Regions from separate parts of the Homo sapiens genome. Here all the other regions are linked to region 1. The links are chromatin loops, found by intact Hi-C in ENCODE. Cell type or tissue: heart left ventricle. All regions are shown on one strand. Links, peaks and the distances in the headings refer to the core of each region. The heading gives the core; the rest is flanking DNA.

What was found. Peaks named below come from ENCODE experiments on the same cell type or tissue, not always from the same donor. Only the 100,000 strongest peaks of a DNase experiment are listed, where the experiment ranks them.
Region 2: a loop joins it to region 1, with 6 times the contacts of the local background. A loop is called at or near these places in 4 of 110 quality-filtered maps.
Region 3: a loop joins it to region 1, with 4 times the contacts of the local background. A loop is called at or near these places in 7 of 110 quality-filtered maps.

What each region holds. Positions count from the first base shown.
Region 1 is chr4:143,479,183-143,485,620 of GRCh38, reverse strand. No RefSeq gene overlaps it. Among named protein-coding and RNA genes, the nearest start is that of SMARCA5, 31 kb to the left of the region's middle. In heart left ventricle, for the core only: a CTCF peak has its summit at 2,640 (motif pointing right); no DNase peak of the experiment used is centred there.
Region 2 is chr4:142,124,278-142,129,277 of GRCh38, reverse strand. INPP4B (inositol polyphosphate-4-phosphatase type II B) reads left to right here. Exons shown (of 26, transcript NM_001101669.3): 19 at 4,518-4,690. Among named protein-coding and RNA genes, the nearest start is that of IL15, 490 kb to the right of the region's middle. In heart left ventricle, for the core only: a CTCF peak has its summit at 2,196 (motif pointing left); no DNase peak of the experiment used is centred there; H3K27ac peaks cover 659 bases.
Region 3 is chr4:142,880,325-142,886,762 of GRCh38, reverse strand. All of the region lies in intron 3 of USP38-DT (USP38 divergent transcript), which reads left to right. Among named protein-coding and RNA genes, the nearest start is that of INPP4B, 37 kb to the right of the region's middle. In heart left ventricle, for the core only: a CTCF peak has its summit at 3,145 (motif pointing left); no DNase peak of the experiment used is centred there.

The DNA of each region.
Region 1 (6,438 bases), core at 656-5,655:
ACTAAGGCAGTGGCAGAAGAAAAGAGAGAAGAGAATGAGAATATTCATTATCTGAGCAGAAAGAAAAGACTGAGGGTCATAAAAATTTATTAATAAGAAAACATGCACTGATAAGTATGAATGTGCCATTAATATATTTCTATTCTTGAATACATTTCCATCTTCACCACCTCCCTGCCCATCGGTCTTACTTCCCTCTGGGATCAGGAGCCAGGCTTGCTGTGTGCTGCCTGGCCTCCTTTCCAACTTTTCTGCATCTTTTCTCTGGTCCAGCATTTTTCAGCTACAAGAACAGAGGCAGATCAGAAACGAATTGCACATTCCTTAAAAGCTGTTGTGAAGATGAAGTAACACTATTCAACTAAAATGTCACAGGAAATTATCAAAAGCTGTTAAATCTATTCCATTTGATGTGGAGTACAGTTGTAAACTTTATTAATAGTAACAAATATTAAAGTATATTCTGCCAATTGTTCATTTAGTGAATTGGCCTGATTCCACAAGTTCTAGGGTAGAAAGCAGGAGGAGGAAAAGGTCATTGGAGTTTAAGGAACATGGAGAGGCTGGTGTGCTGTATGCATTGCCCTGAAGGATATTAAAGTTACCCAGAAAATTGGAAGAAATATAGAAGAAGGGAAGGCATTGAGGCATGGGGGATGAGAGAGAGTGACCTCTGAATGAGAGGGAGTGAACAGAAATCACTAGAATATAGCGACGAGGACGGTGGTGTCTTAAGCTCCTATAGTTACAGTTTTGGGATGAGGATTGAGAACTTGTTTGAAGTAGTGTTGGAAGAGGAAGAAGGGGACTCATGTCCTGCTCTTAGGGTCTAGGGTATGACAGGAAAATACTTTCACTTGAAAGAGATGGGAAGTAGTATCCTCAGGAGAGCTCACGTTTAGTGAAGTCAGTTTGGGAATAAAATTGAGATAAAGCTCTTCCTTTAGAGAACCAGAGGAAAGGCTTAAGGGTTAGGAAGAGGTGGGAGACTGTGGCAAGTAATGGGACGATCATTTTGGGGGTGAAGAATTAGAGATGATAGATGACAGGACCTAGGTGAATTGGAGTTGTGGGGGATGCCACTGTAGTTGGAGTGCTTTTGGTAATGGTGGTGGCTATGGGCAAAGCCAAGTCCCCTTTTTGTGAGCCTCTGATTATCTCGGCTCAGGAGACTTCCATCTTTGCAACTGAAAAAGGAGGGCGGCCGGGTGCGGTGGCTCATGCTTGTAATCCCAACACTTTGGGAGGCTGGGGTGGGCGGATCACCTGAGGCCAGGAGTTCCAGACTAGCCTAGACAACATGGCAAAACCCTGTCTCTGCTACAAATACAAAAATTAGCTGGGCGTGGTGGCTCGTGCCTGTAGTCCCAGCTACTTGGGAGGCTGGGGCAGGAGAATTACTTGAACCTGGAAGTGGAGGCTGCAGTGAGCCGAGATTGTGCCACTGTATCCCAGCCTGGGCGACAGAGCAAGACTCTGTCTCAAAAAAAAAAAAAAAAAAAAAAAAAGAGGCCGGGCACGGTGGCTCACGCCTGTAATCCCAGTACTTTGGGAGGCCGAGGTGGGTGGATCATCTGAGGTCAGGAGTTCATGACCAGCCTGACCAACATGGTGAAACCCCATCTCTTAACTAAAAATACAAAATTAGCCAGGCGTGGTGGCACACGCTTGTAATCCTAGCTACTTGGGAGGCTGAGGCAGAAGAATGGCTTGAACTTGGGAGGTGGAGGTTGCAGTGAGCCAAGATCGTGCCATTGCACTCCAGCCTGGGTGACAGAGTGAGATGGAGTTCATATTTTAAATGTGCTATTTCTGCCTAAAATATCTTTAAAAAATAAAAGAAAATAAAAAGGAGGCCAAATGTCTATAGCAGCATTTATTCATACTACCTTGAAAGTGGAAACAATCCAAATGTCCATCAACTGATGAATGGATAATTAAAATGTAGCACAGCCGTAAAATGGAATATTATTCAGCAATAAAAAGGAAAGCAGTACTGATACATGCTACAGCATACATGAACCTTGTGTACAGTATGCTAAAGGAAAGAAGCTAGTCATAAACGGCCATGCCACATATTGTATGGGTTCTATTTTTATTAAATGTCTAGAAAAGGGAAATCTACAGAACCAGAAAATAGGTTCATGATAGCCTAGGGCTGAGGCAGGATTGGGGTAATTGGTAGTGATTGCCAATGGGTACGGAATTTGTTTTCGGGCTGATGAAAACGTTCTAAATTAATTGTGGTGATGGTGGTAAAAGGCTGCAAATACACTAAAAATCAGCTGTATAGTTTAAATGGGCGAGTTATTTGGTATGTGAATTATTAATATATTTCAGTGGAAAAAGGGGACAATAACTCAGGTTGTAATCAAACAAAATATTATGGATGTGAGAATGTTTTGGAGACCAAAAAGCACAAAATATATGTGAAATTGGTAAGGCAAGTGTGGGGACACCTTCTTCTGAAGATTTAAAAGAAAATGACTAATACTTTAGGGCTGGTCTTAACTGACTTATTGAAGGCAAGGGGGCAGACCACTTGGCTTCAAGGAACTTTTACAATTGTAATTCCATGAGAGAATATTCATGTAATTTATTCTACTTTTTGTCAGATTTCCCTTGAAAATTCAGTTCATGCACAAGAGGGTGCTGTCCACCAAATAACAACTTGTTCATCGCTGCTGGCAATGTGCATATGTAATCTTAGGAGAAAAAAACCAAAGTAAGGTCAAGGAGAACCTAAATTTAAAAGTCCCTTAATACATATGAACTAGTATATATGAGTTTGCTTATGAGTGTACAGCATATCTCTGGAAGGACATATAACATGGGCATAGGAGAGAGGGGTACTTTTTTCTGTAAACTATTTAATGCTTTTTATGTTTTGAACCCTATGATTGTATTATTTATAAGAAACATTGTATAGAAAGAAATAATACCTTATAAAAATTATTCTGTGATGTTATTTAGATTAACATGTGAAATTGAGAAAAGGGATGTGGAGAACATATGCAACATATAGAGATATTATTCAAATCAATTTTTTAAAATCATTGCCAATTCATAGTAATGGCTTATTTTGTCTACTTATTCTTCTAATGAATCCAAGGATTTTCCCATGTATTATATGTGTATTCTTTCCTTCCTTTCTTCCTTCCTGAACGCCTGGCTTCTTGCCTGCCTTCCTCCCTTCCTTTTTTTTCTCTTCCTCTCATTTTTTCCAGGTATAAGAAAGATAATTGAATTGTTCAACTACTTTTCAACTTTCTACTATAAAACTCTTCAATAGAAAATTTGAAAGAATAGTACAATAAACATTTACCACCTTGATGGAATAATTATTAATATTTTGATTTTAACTTACATCTTATCTTTTTAAGAGACAGAGTCTCACTTTGTTGCCCAGGCTGGTCTCAAACATCTGAGCTCAAGCAATCCTTCCATCTCAGCCTCCCAAGTAGATGGGACTGCAGGCACATGCCAATTATTTTGCTCTGTTTATCTCTGTACATATATGTATATGTGTGTGCATTTTTTTCAATATTATTTTCAGATGTTTTAACCCTAAATAATTCAGCAGCCATCTATATAATGAAGGACATTCAACTACATTGTCATAATATTATTACACCAGAAAAATTATGAGTAATTCTTTAATACCATTTATTATCTAGTTCATATTTTAAATGTGCTATTTGTGCCTAAAATGTCTTAAATCACTTTCTTCCCCCATGAAGTATTGTGGTTGTTATGCGTTTGTCTCTTTTGTTCTGGAGCAGTCCCTCACTTAAAAAAAAAAAAGACTTCATCTTTTTGTAGAGACCGGGCAAGTTGTCTTACATGGAATATTCTATATTTTGTCTGATTGTTTCCTGGTGGTGTCAATTAAATTGTCCCTCTGTCTTCTGGATGTTAGATTCAGGTCAAACATTTTTGGCAATAGTTTATTTTTAATCTTTTCATTATGAAATAAAACACACAGAGTTCACAAAACAAAAATATGCAGCACGATTAATTATTACAAAGTGAACATACCTAGGCAACCACCACCCAAGTGAATAAATAGAACATTGCCAGCACTCCAAAAACCACATGCGCCCCTTCCAACTTTTTACCTGTCCTTCCCATCCAGTGTAATTACTATCCTCGACTTTAGGAAATTAACTCCTTACTTCCTTTATAGTTTTGCCACCTAAGCATGCATTAAACACCATGGTTTAGTTTTTGCACTGTTTTTGCACTTTATGTGGGTAAAATCATATGTTGTGTTCTTTTGTATCTAGCTTCTTTTAGTCAATCTTGTACTTGAGAAATTCATCTATATGCTTATGAGTGGCTGTAGTTTATTCATTTAAATATCTGAATTATTGAAATAAAACATAATTCACTTCTCCTTTCTACTGTTGATGGGCATTTGGGTTATTTTGCTCATTTTGTTTTTGTAAATAATACTACCATGAACATTCTCATGTCTGTCTCTTGCTACACATGTGCATGCATTTCAGTTGGGTATAACTCGGTAGTATGATTTTTAGGCCATAAGGTATTCATATGTCTAAATTTTGTAAATATTTTGTACATTTTGTAAATAATGACAGTCTTTCAAAGTGGTTGTGTTAATTTGACCCCTACTAGCACTGCATGAGATTAATTTACACATTCTTAGCAATGCTTCGTATTGGCAGTCTTTTTAATCATTTGAGTGGATGTGCAGTAGTATAACGTGGGTTTTGTTTGCATTCTCGTCTCCTGCCCCTTTTTGAGTTACTGCATTTTTCTTACTGATCTATAGGAGTTCTAAATATAATCAGTTTATGAATCATTTGTTAATTTTCCCACTGTGTGTTTTGCTTTTGGTTATTGTAACAGTATCTATTGATGAGTAGATGTTCTTAACTTTGATATAATCCAATTTGTCAATCTTTTATTTTTTGGTTAATTCCTTTCTGGTCCTCTTTAAGAAACCTTCTTTTTTTTTTGAATCATGATAAAATTATCCTGTATAAGCTTTGTTATTGTTTTGCCTTTCACAATTATATCTACAGTTCACTAGGAATTGATACTTGCTTATAATATGAGTCACAGGTCAATTTTCTTCTTTTATTTATATGGATATCCATGTGGTCCACATTGTTTTCCACTGCTCTGCAGCTACTGTGTCATAAATCAGTGTCCATATATACGTGGTTCTGTTTCTGTGTTCTCTTTTGAGTTCCTTTGGCATACTTTTTCATCCTGGTACCAATGTTACTTGCTACATCTTTATAATAAGTTGTAAATCTTATAGAGTACTTCTTCCACATTGTTATTTTTCAAGAATATTTTGGCTATTCTTGGTCTTTTGCACTTCCATAGACACTTAAGAATCAGCTTCTCAGGTTCATTTAAAACAAAAACAAAAACAAAACAAAAACCTGGGATTTTGAATGACATTGCATTGAACTTAAAGATCAACTTTGGGGAAAACTGATATCTTCACAGCATTGAATTACCCCACCCATGCACATCATATACTCTTTTTTATTCCTCTATTTTGACTTTATTCTTAATATTTTATAGCAGAGGTTTTGCACATACTATTTTAAATGTGTTTCTGATCAATTCTTTTGATGCTATCAAAATTTCATATTCAAATTGTTACATACAAAAATTGATTTTTGTATGTTAACCTTATTTCTAACAACCTTTTACCTGTAGATTTATTTCAGCTTTCTACATACACAATCATATTATCTGTGGATAACAGCTGTTTTATTTATTTTCTCAAATTCTTGTAATTTTCCCTGCATATGTCCTTCAGTACAATACTGAATAGAAGTGGTGATAATGGACATATTTGTCTTGTTCCAGGTCTCAAAGAGAAAGTTGTCAATATTTCAGCATTAAGTGTCAGGTTTGCTGATAAATGTTTAAATATTCTTTTTTTCATAAACTTCCCTTTTATTTAATGTTGCTAAGAGTTGTTCTTTAAATCATGAATAGATGTTGAAGTTTAACAATTTTCTGCATCAATTGAGATGATCATGTGATTAATTCCCCTTTATTTTATTGATAAGAACCTTGCATTCTTGATTTACCAGGATTTATTTGTTATTTCTTAAATGTTTGGTAAAACTATTTGTTTCTTAAATGTTTGATAGAACCCATCGAGATGTTATCTAAGCTCAGAGTTTTCTTTGGAAAAAGGTTTTTAATTATAAAACTCATTTTAGCTGATATAGAACTATTCAAATTTCTTTTCAGTTTTAGAAAGTTGTCTTTTCTAGTGATTTGTTCATTTTATATAGTTTTCAAATATATTGGCCTAAGGTTGTCCATAATCTTTCTCGTTATCATTTTAATGTCTGCAGTATCTGTAGTGATATCCTGCTGTTTTAATCCTGTTAGTTATATGCAAAAACAGGATTATACCCAGGTTACATAGTCTTAATTTTT
Region 2 (5,000 bases), core at 1-5,000, 1.4 Mb after region 1:
CCATTTCTGTACTACCTGGGGTTCAGGCATAGATGAAAACCCCTACTGGCTGTAAGTTTGGTCTGTGTTCACTTCATGACCTTGGGAATTTTATTGCCCCCCTTAATGGCCATTCTAATTGCTTGGCTTCACAGTTCATCATCTTGTTACCTTAAGAGAATCCTAAGAGCTGGCTCATTTCTTCTGTTATCTCTTTGCATAAAGTTTAATGCATGTGCAATCTTTTTACTTTTCCTTTTTTCTGTGTCTGAAAGGTTGCGATAACGGAAATAACAATAGCTACAAGCTTTTGTGAAGTTAATTATTTTAAATGAGCAAAGAAGACCAAGCACCTGAGAAGAGAATGGCTCAGAAATTGTGAAGAAAGCATGATGCTCTGCTACAGTTGGTTGATATTTGGCTCTTTTATTTTTCTCCTGAGTAACATAAGAGTGATTGAGCTCAGAGGACATGAACATCCTGCACAGGAAATAGATGATGTGTGGAGGAGGTGAGGGGGGCACCCAGCAGCCGTTCTCTGAATCCTTCAGTGAGCTTCCCTTGAATATGCCGGAGAAGCAAGTAGAGGGCTGGAAAACAGAGGCTGTGCTTGGATGGCTCCCAACACACTTCACAAAGCTCAGGAAAAGCTCAGCTAAGCCACATGCATTTTATGTTTTCCCGAGGAAAGATTCTTGTTGGTCTCAGGGTTAAGGAGTCTCAGCAAGTTCTTATAGACACACTAAAACATTCACTTAGTGTTTCCCTCTGTCATGGAAAGGAGCCCAGGGAATAAAATCACACTTAGTGCCTGCGAGGCTAGTTGGCTCAGGGCAGAGATAGTGGGGCAGTGACTATATTGTGGGGCACCCTTAGCTCCCCAGCTTCACTAGGTTTATAAAAAAGGTATGTGTGTGTATGTGTGTGTGTGTGTGTGTGTGTGTGTGTGTGTGTGTATAAAAGTACGAAATCCTGAAATACACACATCCACTCTTCTGAGTTTAGTTTTTTCAAGTTTCAACTAAGATTGTGTGTATGTGTGTGTGCACACACGTATATATATGTGTATATACATACACACACACACACACATATATATATTTATATATGAATGAATACTACCTTCATCTTTATCAGGAGGACCAAATAAACACCATGTAAACTGTAAGGTATAGAGAGACATAAAGGTGAGGGGCAAGTGACAAGTCTGAAAACTGTCAAGAGCTGAAGCTTGGGTTTTTTTTAATTTTCCCCAAAACATATTTTAAAGCAAAAGACTAAAGCATTTATTTTTCCTTTGTGAGAATGATTTGGGATGTTCATTGGAGCAAAAAGGCCATTTATGAACTGACTTTGGCTTTGCTTTGGCCTGTCGTAGCCACTGTGTTTATTTCAGAACCTGAGATTTACACTGACTGCATATTAACAGAGAAGAAAACCTGGAGTCATTGGCATTGGAATTTTCCAGTACAATTTTCCATTATCTGCTCAACTTAAATTGTTTCTTTTCTAGAAAAAAAATGTATTTTTAGCTTTTTCACTTATGTTCCTCCATAGAAGGCTTACTACTATTTTAAAGACATATTACCTTGCTCACAAACTTGTAATTTTCTCATTCATAATTAATGCTTTCCGATATTGTCATTGTCCTGATATTTTAGCCATAAAAAGTATATATAATTATGCAAAATAGAGACACTGGAATATTGTTAGTATCAGAAGTATGTAACACTGTTCCTAGGTTTAGAATGTTGTGTGTTCCTTTTATCCTGGGTTTCCACTTCCAATCTAGTGAAACTGGAAACCAGACTTGTTTTGGTGTTGTTTTTTTTGTCATCTGATTGTAATTTATAATTAAGAATCAACTGGTTAAATAAGTGAAGATGGAAGTGAATAAAGCAACTATCCTTATGCTAATGAGACAATCTGCAAAGTTTTCTCCTTTAAATACTTTTTAGAGAAACAAATATTTAATTAGAATTGTCACTTAATGTCTTGCAAGAAAACAAATGTGGTCACTTAAGTTATTTTTTAAATTTTCTAACTAGAAAAATCATATAAAGTATTGACCAGTTGATTCAGTATAGTACCATGCAAGATGCTTAAACAATAAGTACATGCTGTTTGGGAACTATACAACTGCGTACAAAGTAAAAATCAGTTACTTGAATGCAGTAAGTGCAAAGTAGTTCTGCTTCAGCCTGATTAAGCAGCGCCACCTACTGCACAGAAGATGTATTTTATGTTTGGGAATTCTCTAGTAGAAACAAATCTCTACAGAGCTAAGCACAGAACAAAAGCAGTTTTCAGTCTGTTATCGTTTAAAATTTACATCTGGGTTAATTTATTGAAGTTTTTTCTAGTGTTTCCCTGTGTCTATTAGTCTACCCATTCATATTGAGAACAACAATTAAATAAAGGGAGAGAACAGGAGATAAAAATGCAAATATGAAAAAATAGGAATATAGGATATTCATTCTTGGTATCTATTGATGTATCTCTTATTATGAAAAAAAAGTTCAGTGTACCTCTATTTTCCCTTTTACACATGACAATGACATAAGAATCAACAGTTAACCAATGCTTGTTTAAATTGAACCATTGTTCACATTTTATTCTAGGCTGCCTATAAGTTTGTCCAATATTAAATGATCATGCATTAATAGGGCTCTGTTGCATTCCTCTTTCTTTATGCTTTTTATCCTCATAATAGCATGTACATCTACAATATTTTTAAAATAATTTCTAACATTCTAATGTATTTTACATTATGACATCACATAGGCATTTCATAGAGTATTACTAAGAATGTATCTTTTTATTATGTTGGGGCCATTAATTATCCTTTCAACCCTTTGGGTTTATTTCATCTAGTCTATTATACCACAACATAAAATAAATAAGTGACAGTAGACATGGTACGATAGTGATTGTGATTCTTTTTATTATTCTCTGTCACTCTTTCAAGGTCTTAACTGATTATTTACCACTCACATTACTCACAATGATGCTTGCACTTTTATGATGAGGAGATCATATCATTTCAGTTCCTGCTTTATAATTAATTTCGCAGCATGCACTCATTCATATCAAATCGTATTTGTCACCCATTAATTTATTTATATATTAATGGAATGTCACACGGTCAAGAATTTATGATAGTTAACATTTGCCAGGGCTTTGATCTCCAAATTAACTGAAACAGAACATAAATTGTTTCTATATCATACCAAAGTCATAATTATATAATTGATGCCTGTTAGAAATCTAGACATACAAATAGCACAAATGGTCTCAATTTTGCATCCTCATTTGAAGAACAGCTATTTGAATCCCAAATACTACCCAAAACTTGACTTACTTAAACTTGTCTATATCTTTAAAACTTTTTATATTTATTGTAACTTTTCTCATTCAATTAAAACTTATTGAATATTTACTATATGCTAGGCACTATGCTAGGTTCTAGTGATTCGGTGATTAAAAAATGAATTCCTTGCCCTCAGTGAGTTATCTTTCTTGCAGAGGAAAATGGTGAGTAGTGTGTGAGTAGTACTGGGACAGGAAGATACAGGCACAAAAGGAAGTCAGCTCAACCCAATCTTCATGGAATAGGGAAGTGTAGTAAGGGGGAAATGAAGGAAGACTTCCTGGAGAAGAGAAATCCTGAATTGAGTTTGCAGAAGAGATAAAGCATTTGTCAGGAAGATAAGTAGAAAAAGAGTGTTCCAGGAGAGGAGATAGGATTTTCAAAGACATTGAGATGAGAGAACAAGATAAGTTTAAGGAAATACATGAGGTTCAATTCACCTGAGACTCAAGACAGCAAATAAACTTCTGAAAGATGAGATTAGACAAATAGGCAAAGTTTAGATAATGGAGAATCTTTCATGAGTTTGAACTTTATTTATTTATGAATGCTTTAGTGTTTTTTTTTCAAAATATTTTAAGAAGTGAGGAGTGAGTGGTACAATCAGATACAAACTGATTATAAATGTTTCTGGCAACACTGTTGAGAAGGGAATTCAGTAGAGTGTGACTGGAGGAAGGGAGATGGGTTAGGGAGTAGTCCAGGAAGTAATCCAAGGGAGAGCAATAAACAACGATGGGCATGGACAAGGAGAAGATGCATATTGATGGACTGTTAAGAGTAGTAGAACTAATTTAATGACCAAGTTAATGTGAAAACTGCAAAAGAGGAAGTCCAGTAAAACTTCTGTTTCCAGTATGAGAAAGATTTGATGGCACCACTCACTAAGATACAGGTAGTGCACAGATTAGAGATGAGCAGAGAAGAGAGATCTGCTGCAAATATGTTAAATGCATCCACTTGGAGAGGTCTGATGGGTGGCTGCTTATGGACATTGTGGAGTTCAGGCGAGAGATTTAAATTAGAGATCTTCAGCTCTAATCTTTGTGAATCCTTAAGAATATGTCTAACTTACTGAAAAATTAAAAATAAGTTGGAAGTTGGTTCTGCATTATATTCCAAGACCTTCCTTCATCTATTGCACTGTTCTTACACCCCCTTCCCCCAGAGGACTGGTATGAACAGTTGTATCCCCTCATCCTTACCCTGAAGGACTGCATGGGAGAAGTGGTGAACCGAGCCAAGCAGTCCCTGACATTTGTGCTCCTTCAGGAACTTGCGTACAGCTTGCCCCAGTGTCTGATGCTGACGCTAAGAAGAGACATCGTCTTCAGCCAAGCAGTAGGTGCCTGTTGTTATTGTTAGTACAAAACAATGCCGGATTGTTAACATCCTATCCTTGATGATGAATAGAATTCTTATTGGGACAGCTTTATTTTTAAAAAGATCCTTAAAGTTTTGGTATCCCATGTTTCTTATTCACGATAAATATCAGCTGAATATCCTAAGCAAAGAGTTTATGAGACCTTAAGTATTTATTTCTGAAAAGAGATGGCCAAGTCTCTAACATGTAAATTCTGCTTCACAGGGCATGAAGTCCGTGAAGGAAGTGGTCATCATCTTTGTATTATGCTCTGGGATCTACATAAGT
Region 3 (6,438 bases), core at 724-5,723, 600 kb after region 1:
GCCCCAGGTCTTTTTCCTCATGAGTTGACATTTGCTCTCCCTCAGCAGCTACATTCCTGATTGCCATCTTCGTTTTCCCCTCCATTCTACGGCATCTGCTTCCGGCAAAGGTGGTATGTCTCTCTCGCTCCTTGTTCAGCTGTCCTCTTCTGTCGCTCAGGGCTGTTGAATTAGGCACAGGAATGCATCTGGTCTTCTCATATTCTTAGCTCCATGCAAGGGTCATTGGTTTACTTCCTCATGGTACTTACTTTTGGGGAGCTCCTTAGGGTGTTTGAAATTTGCATAGAAATATGCTCCTCTCAAAATCTTTTCTTGACTTGGTCTTAAATTTGGTAGGTGTTTTCAATAGATTCTGGGTTAGGCTGTGTTGTTTCCTAGTATCACTAAAAATTGTTTTTCTCTCTGCTTTTAATATTTGTTATTTTATCCAGGTTTTGGTGAATAAAATGGGGAAGAGAAATGCCTTAATACCTCTGTTTTAACTCTATTTTGGCTTCCCGGTGGGCTTTTTGGTGGTTATTCTTCCTGTACAAAGACCTAGTCTAACCTACTACCTTGTTTTCCTCTGGATTAATTTTCTCTCTTTCCATACTTCTCTCTTTCTCTAATACATATACACATACTCAGACATATAAACTCACTCTAAGATCAGAGTAGAAAATGCTTTTTGTTTAGTATGAGGTAAGTAGTAAATACTTGTAGGTTAGCAGTGAAGAACTCTGCGATATGGTAGTGAAACAGAATAAGAGGAAATTAATAACATAAAAAATTGCTGAGATTGACTTAAGTAATGCTTTTTGAACTCTATCAACTGAAGTAGGCTTTTTCTCTCTCTCTAAATCTCTGTTCCAGCTTATTACCTTGCAAGTCTGATGTTGCCTAAATAAAGAACAGATTCTGGGAGTCTTTATAAATGAACTTACAATGTCCTTCAAAAAACACTGAACTATGATTTCTCAAGGAATTGAAAATAAAATAGGTCCATTTCCACTTAACTGCTCTGATACTGACATTCACAAAATATAAGTAAAAAGAAGAGATACTGGAACTTTGTTCAATAGTTCTATGTTTATTGGCTTCTTTTTTAAAGGTGAGATAAATTTTAGAAAAGTACTTTAAATACTAAAATCATAGGATGCATTCTAAGGGAGACCATATTTCATCTAAATCATATGGAGAGTTATGAATAATTGGAAGGATTTTGACCTTTAGTTTGAGTGAAATAAGAAGCAAGTGTGAAGTTTTGAAGAGTAACACAATATGACATAACAGGATCACTCTGGTTGCTGTGTGGAGAAAAGACAGTGAGTGCAAAAACAGAGAGATCAATTAGGAGGCCAATGAGAGAACTCAGATAAGAGATGATGCTGGCTTAGATCAGGGTGGTGGCAGTGGGAATAGTAAGAAGTAGTAAAGTTAGGAACATACTTTGAAGACAGTATTTGCTAATGGACAAGATGTAGGATGTGAGCAAAAGAAGGAAGTTAGGATGAGATTTAGCTTTTTGTTCTGAGAAACTGTAAGAATAGAGTTACAACTACCTGAGAAGAAGACTAGAAAAATCTGGTCATGAGGGAAATAACGGGAACTCACTTTTGGACATGTTTTGTCTGAGATGTTTATTAGTCAAATAGAGTGGTTGCGTAGGCAGTTGGTATGTATGGATCTAGAGTTCAAAGAAAAGGTTTTGCCTGGAAATATAATTTGGTATCATAGCATATAGATGGCATTTAAAGCCGTGAGTCTGGATGAGATCACTACGGAGTGAATGTGGAAGGAAAGAAGAAAATCTTGGGCACACCCACTTTTAGAGTTTGGTAGGTAATGAGGAACCATCTAAGAGATAGAGCAGGACAAAAGGAAAACCAGGAGAATATAAGGTCTTCCTTCAAGGAATAAGGAGTGATCAACTGTGTCAAATGCTGATGACAAGTCAGGTAAGACAGGGACTAAGAATTGAACATTGCATTTAGTAATGTGGAGATCCTTGGAGATCTTGAGAAAAGCTGTTTATATTTACATGTGCATATTTTTAAATTAACTTATTCTCTTCTATGAGTATCCAAGCACCACAAAACAGACACTGTGTTTTCTTTGCTCACCAGAATATCCACCACTTAGTATAATAAGCATGTGTAAGTAGTTGTTGAATAAGCATATTCACTGAGGATGACCAAATTTTTATCTTTATTTCAGATCTTGTTCTCAGTTCCTAAATAATATATTAAACATTCATGGGAAACTCTCTCCCTGGATTTTCCACAGTCACCACCAATTATTAAGGGACTACTACAGACCAAACTCTGACCTTGGTCTTGGAATTAGAGAAACAAATTAAATAAAATCACCCTCCTAAAGAAGTTTGTCATAACTGGGGAGACAGACAAATGAACAGACAACTAAAATGCCCTTGGATAAGTTTAGTGATGAAAGTGAGGGAACTTTGTGAAGATGTGGAAAGAATACCAGGTGGGCCCAGGGGTGAAGGTAATGGGAATGTGGGGAGGTGAAGACTTCTCAGAGGCCACATCTTTGAGCCTAGTTAGCAGGCATCATCCAGGTGAAGGCATATGGGAAAGGCAAACCACAGAGCAGCATGTGTGAGATATGTGGGCGAGAACAGACATATCCTACAAATAGATACATATATTTCTTCTCAGCTTTTTTCTGGTGTGAACCCACCCTCCCATCCCTATGCCTCCCATCTTCTCTAGCTCTATTCTAGGTTTTTAAATTCCTAGTCTGTTTACTTCTTTCCTCTTTCCCTCTGTTCTACCTCCTTATTTGTGGCTGACTCCTCTTTCTAGCATAGTGCTTTTTCTGATTTCCGATTTCCTAGGCAGAAGCTTACTTCTTTGATTTAACTTTGAGTTCAATCTGATAATTATCTTCCTCCATATGCAGCCCTGAGTGATATGCCTGGACTTTAACTCCTTCTCCATTTCTTTCCTTCACTCCAGAGGGGCCTGAGACTCACATTGTTTCTCTTTCCTCTTTCATGTCTTCTTCAGAATCATATTCTCTAGTAAAGCCTGACGACCTGAAGTTTCCTAAACGTACCATTCTATTTAACACTTCTGAATGTCTCTTATGCCCACCATGAGCTTCCTCCCCAGCACACACTGCCCTCCTCTGGTGACTTACATTTATTCTGCAAGGTAACTAACAGATTGCCTCTATAGTAATGCTTTATCAATATAGATTAAATTAGGCTACAGTAACAAATACAATTAAAATCTGTGACTTAACAAGACAGAAGTAAATTTCTTGTATTTGGAATATCCTGCATGAGTCTGAGAGATGATCTGAGGAGGCTGTCCTTTTTGTAGAGGCCTAGCATTGCAAGATCTTTTGATCTTGCAGGAACTCCACATCAACAATGGGAGCAGGTTCCCATTGGAGCAGGTAAAGCCCATGGCCATGGGGACTGGTAAAGAGAGCATGGAAAATTGTGCACTGGGCTATTAAATGCTTCTGCCTGGTAGTGACATGTGTTGCATTTGACTACATTTCATTGGCATGTGTCCATGCATATATTCAAAGAGGAATGTGCCCCGAAGGGAAGGAGAACCAGAAATCTTAGTGATTACCAGTAATGTCCACTTTGTGGGACATATTAGTAAAACGGTATTAGTGAAGACAGAAGAGGAAATTCTGTGGCTTATTGGTTATCATTAGTAACTTATTTACTCTGTAAATTATATAATTTCTCTCCACCTTTGTTTCCTCAGCTCTAAAAATTGGAAAAACAAGAGCACCTACCTTGAAAGAATCATTGTGAGCGTTAAAGTGCTTAGAAAAGTACCTAGCACAAATTAAGTTATCAAAAAAGCACCATCAATTTTTACTGTGAACTCTTCCTTGAGCTACCTGCCTTATCGCCCCACCTTGCTGAATGAAGTATTTTTTCCTCTGTGTTTTTACTTTTCTTGGTGTGCAATCATAAATAGGTCCCTTTATCTCACAATTGATTATTTGTTTGGATGAGATTATGAGTTTCCTAAACCCCAAAATTTTGTCTATTCAACACTGTACTCTGGAATTTAACACAGTGCCTACCATAGAGTAGGCAGTCCATATATGCCTTGTGCATGAATGAATAAGGAAACAAAGGAATGAACGAGCTTGTAGTTTCAAAGCTCTGCACTGGGGAATAATAATGTTTAGTCTTATAAACTCTTCCTATCTTTTTTTCTAAAGTTCCACCCTTTGATGATATTCGAATTCCGAAACTACTTGTAGACAAATGTTAAAAGAATGGAAGCATTTTTTGTCTGAATATTTCCATACTTACAAGTATGCTTTCCTTATTCAAGACCTCAACTATGCTACTCACGGTGGCCCACCAGCTAGCAGCCTCAGTATCACTTGGGAGTTGTGATGCTGAGACTTGCTGACCCCACCCTAGACTTACTGAACTTCAGACTCCACCTTAGACTTACTGAATCAGAATCTACATTTTAACAAAATACCAGGTGATTCATATGTGTACTAAAATTTGAGAAGCGCTGGTTTACAACACTTACTGGAGTTGCCAGAATGAGCTTATGTACCGCCCCATTCATGTGGCTATGAGCTAGAGACTGAGAGAATTCAGCTACAGTGAAGTTGTTTTGGTTGACATTGTTTCTTCTGGTTGATTTAATACTGAAGAAAAAAACTTGCTTCAAATAGCTCTAATATTAGCAGAATATGTTTAGTATTTGGGGCATTATGAATTTAGAAATGCTTTGCTTGGGAAGTTAAAGGGTTTGACAGTTAACTTGATTAGTATTAATTGACTTTTTTGGGGGGGGGTCACTAAATGTAAAAAGCATACCTGAGAGAATGAGGAGGGGAAGGACATTGTGTAAGTAACAGATGGCTTTTGTCAGATGGTTTTATGACATGTAAGGTTGAGGTATTTCTTCTATACATTAGCTGACCCTTACAGTGTAGAAGACTTTATATTGCTTCTTCTATAACTTAGCTGATCCATATATTGTGGAAGACTTTATGTAAGTTCTTCTGTAAATTAGCTGACCCTTTATATTGTAGAAAACCCTGTATAGGTTCTGTGAAAGAGCTCAGGCAGCTTGACTTCATGTATGTCTATAAAGTGAGTAGTAATGGATCCTGGATAAAACCTTAAAAACATATTTTTAAAGTGTGCACAAACTGTACTCCCTGCTGTAAGTATTTTTCATGTGAATGATTGACGGTGATGCTTGATGTCTGCAATGACTCAAAGCAGGGAAGAGACTTGCCACAACTAGCTCACACATGAGCGGGGAATAATAGGGAAGCCAACAGAATCTAGCAAAAGAGTGATTTGGCATTATTTTAAAGTTTCTATTTCAGGGACCATCAAATGACAAGTTTTACCCACAAGGTCTATTTCATGATCTTCCTTGAAACTCTGTATAGAAGGAAATCTCCTATCCTCCCTCATAATAAGTAATACATTGCAGCATAGGAAATGCTAGTGCAGGGTTATGTGAGGAATTTCTTTTCTATGTGAAAAATTGCCAGAAAATTTCTTACAACTTTGAGGATGCTTTGGGTTTATGGGAGATAGTACAGGATACTGATAGGGTTGTATATAAATGTGGTCCATAGTTTTTTTTAAATAGTCACCTCTACCTAAGAATCATCAGGCTAGATTTGATCCCCAAAATTGCTATCTTTTTCTTAGTAGCTGTACATTTCTGGGCTGCTGAGATTGCGATATTCATTTTGTTTTACTCACAGATAGAAAAGCCATTAAAGATTTATTGGATAATATATTCATAAGAAAGTGATAAACATTCAATATTATCTATCAAATGAAAAAACACATGCTGATTTTTATCATATTTTTCTTGTTTCTTTAGCATACCTATTTCCTAGAAAATGTACCAAACATAAAAGAAACATGTTTACCAGGAGATACTGCTGTATCTTTTTAGCAACCATAACAAACAGTTTGCACAGCTATTTTAACTTGTTTTGATGGATTAACTGGTACTTATGACAACAATTTCTTGAGTAGATGATTATTTTGTAATGTTATTATCAACAATATATGGAAAACATCTTTCTGTTATGAGAAAGATCAGACATTAATGATGAAATAACTGAATGGAGATATTTCTGCCTTAACATTTCTTATTCATGTGTTTGCCAAAAATATTTCTATACTGTTATCTCAATGACATGGTGCTAAATATATATACTTTCTACAAAATCAAATTTGTCATGTTCATATATAGTACTTTATGTACATTGTCATATCCCCATAGTTACCAATCTATCATAGTGGCTCAGAAACAAAGTTTGTGTTTTCTCCTCTTTGTTGTTATGTGAACAACAAAGCACTTGCATAACTTAAAAAAATAACAGGTAAATGAAGCTTTGAAGGCAATTGCTTGTTTAAGAAGTAAACATCAATTATAAGTGAATAGAAAAGCCCAAAAT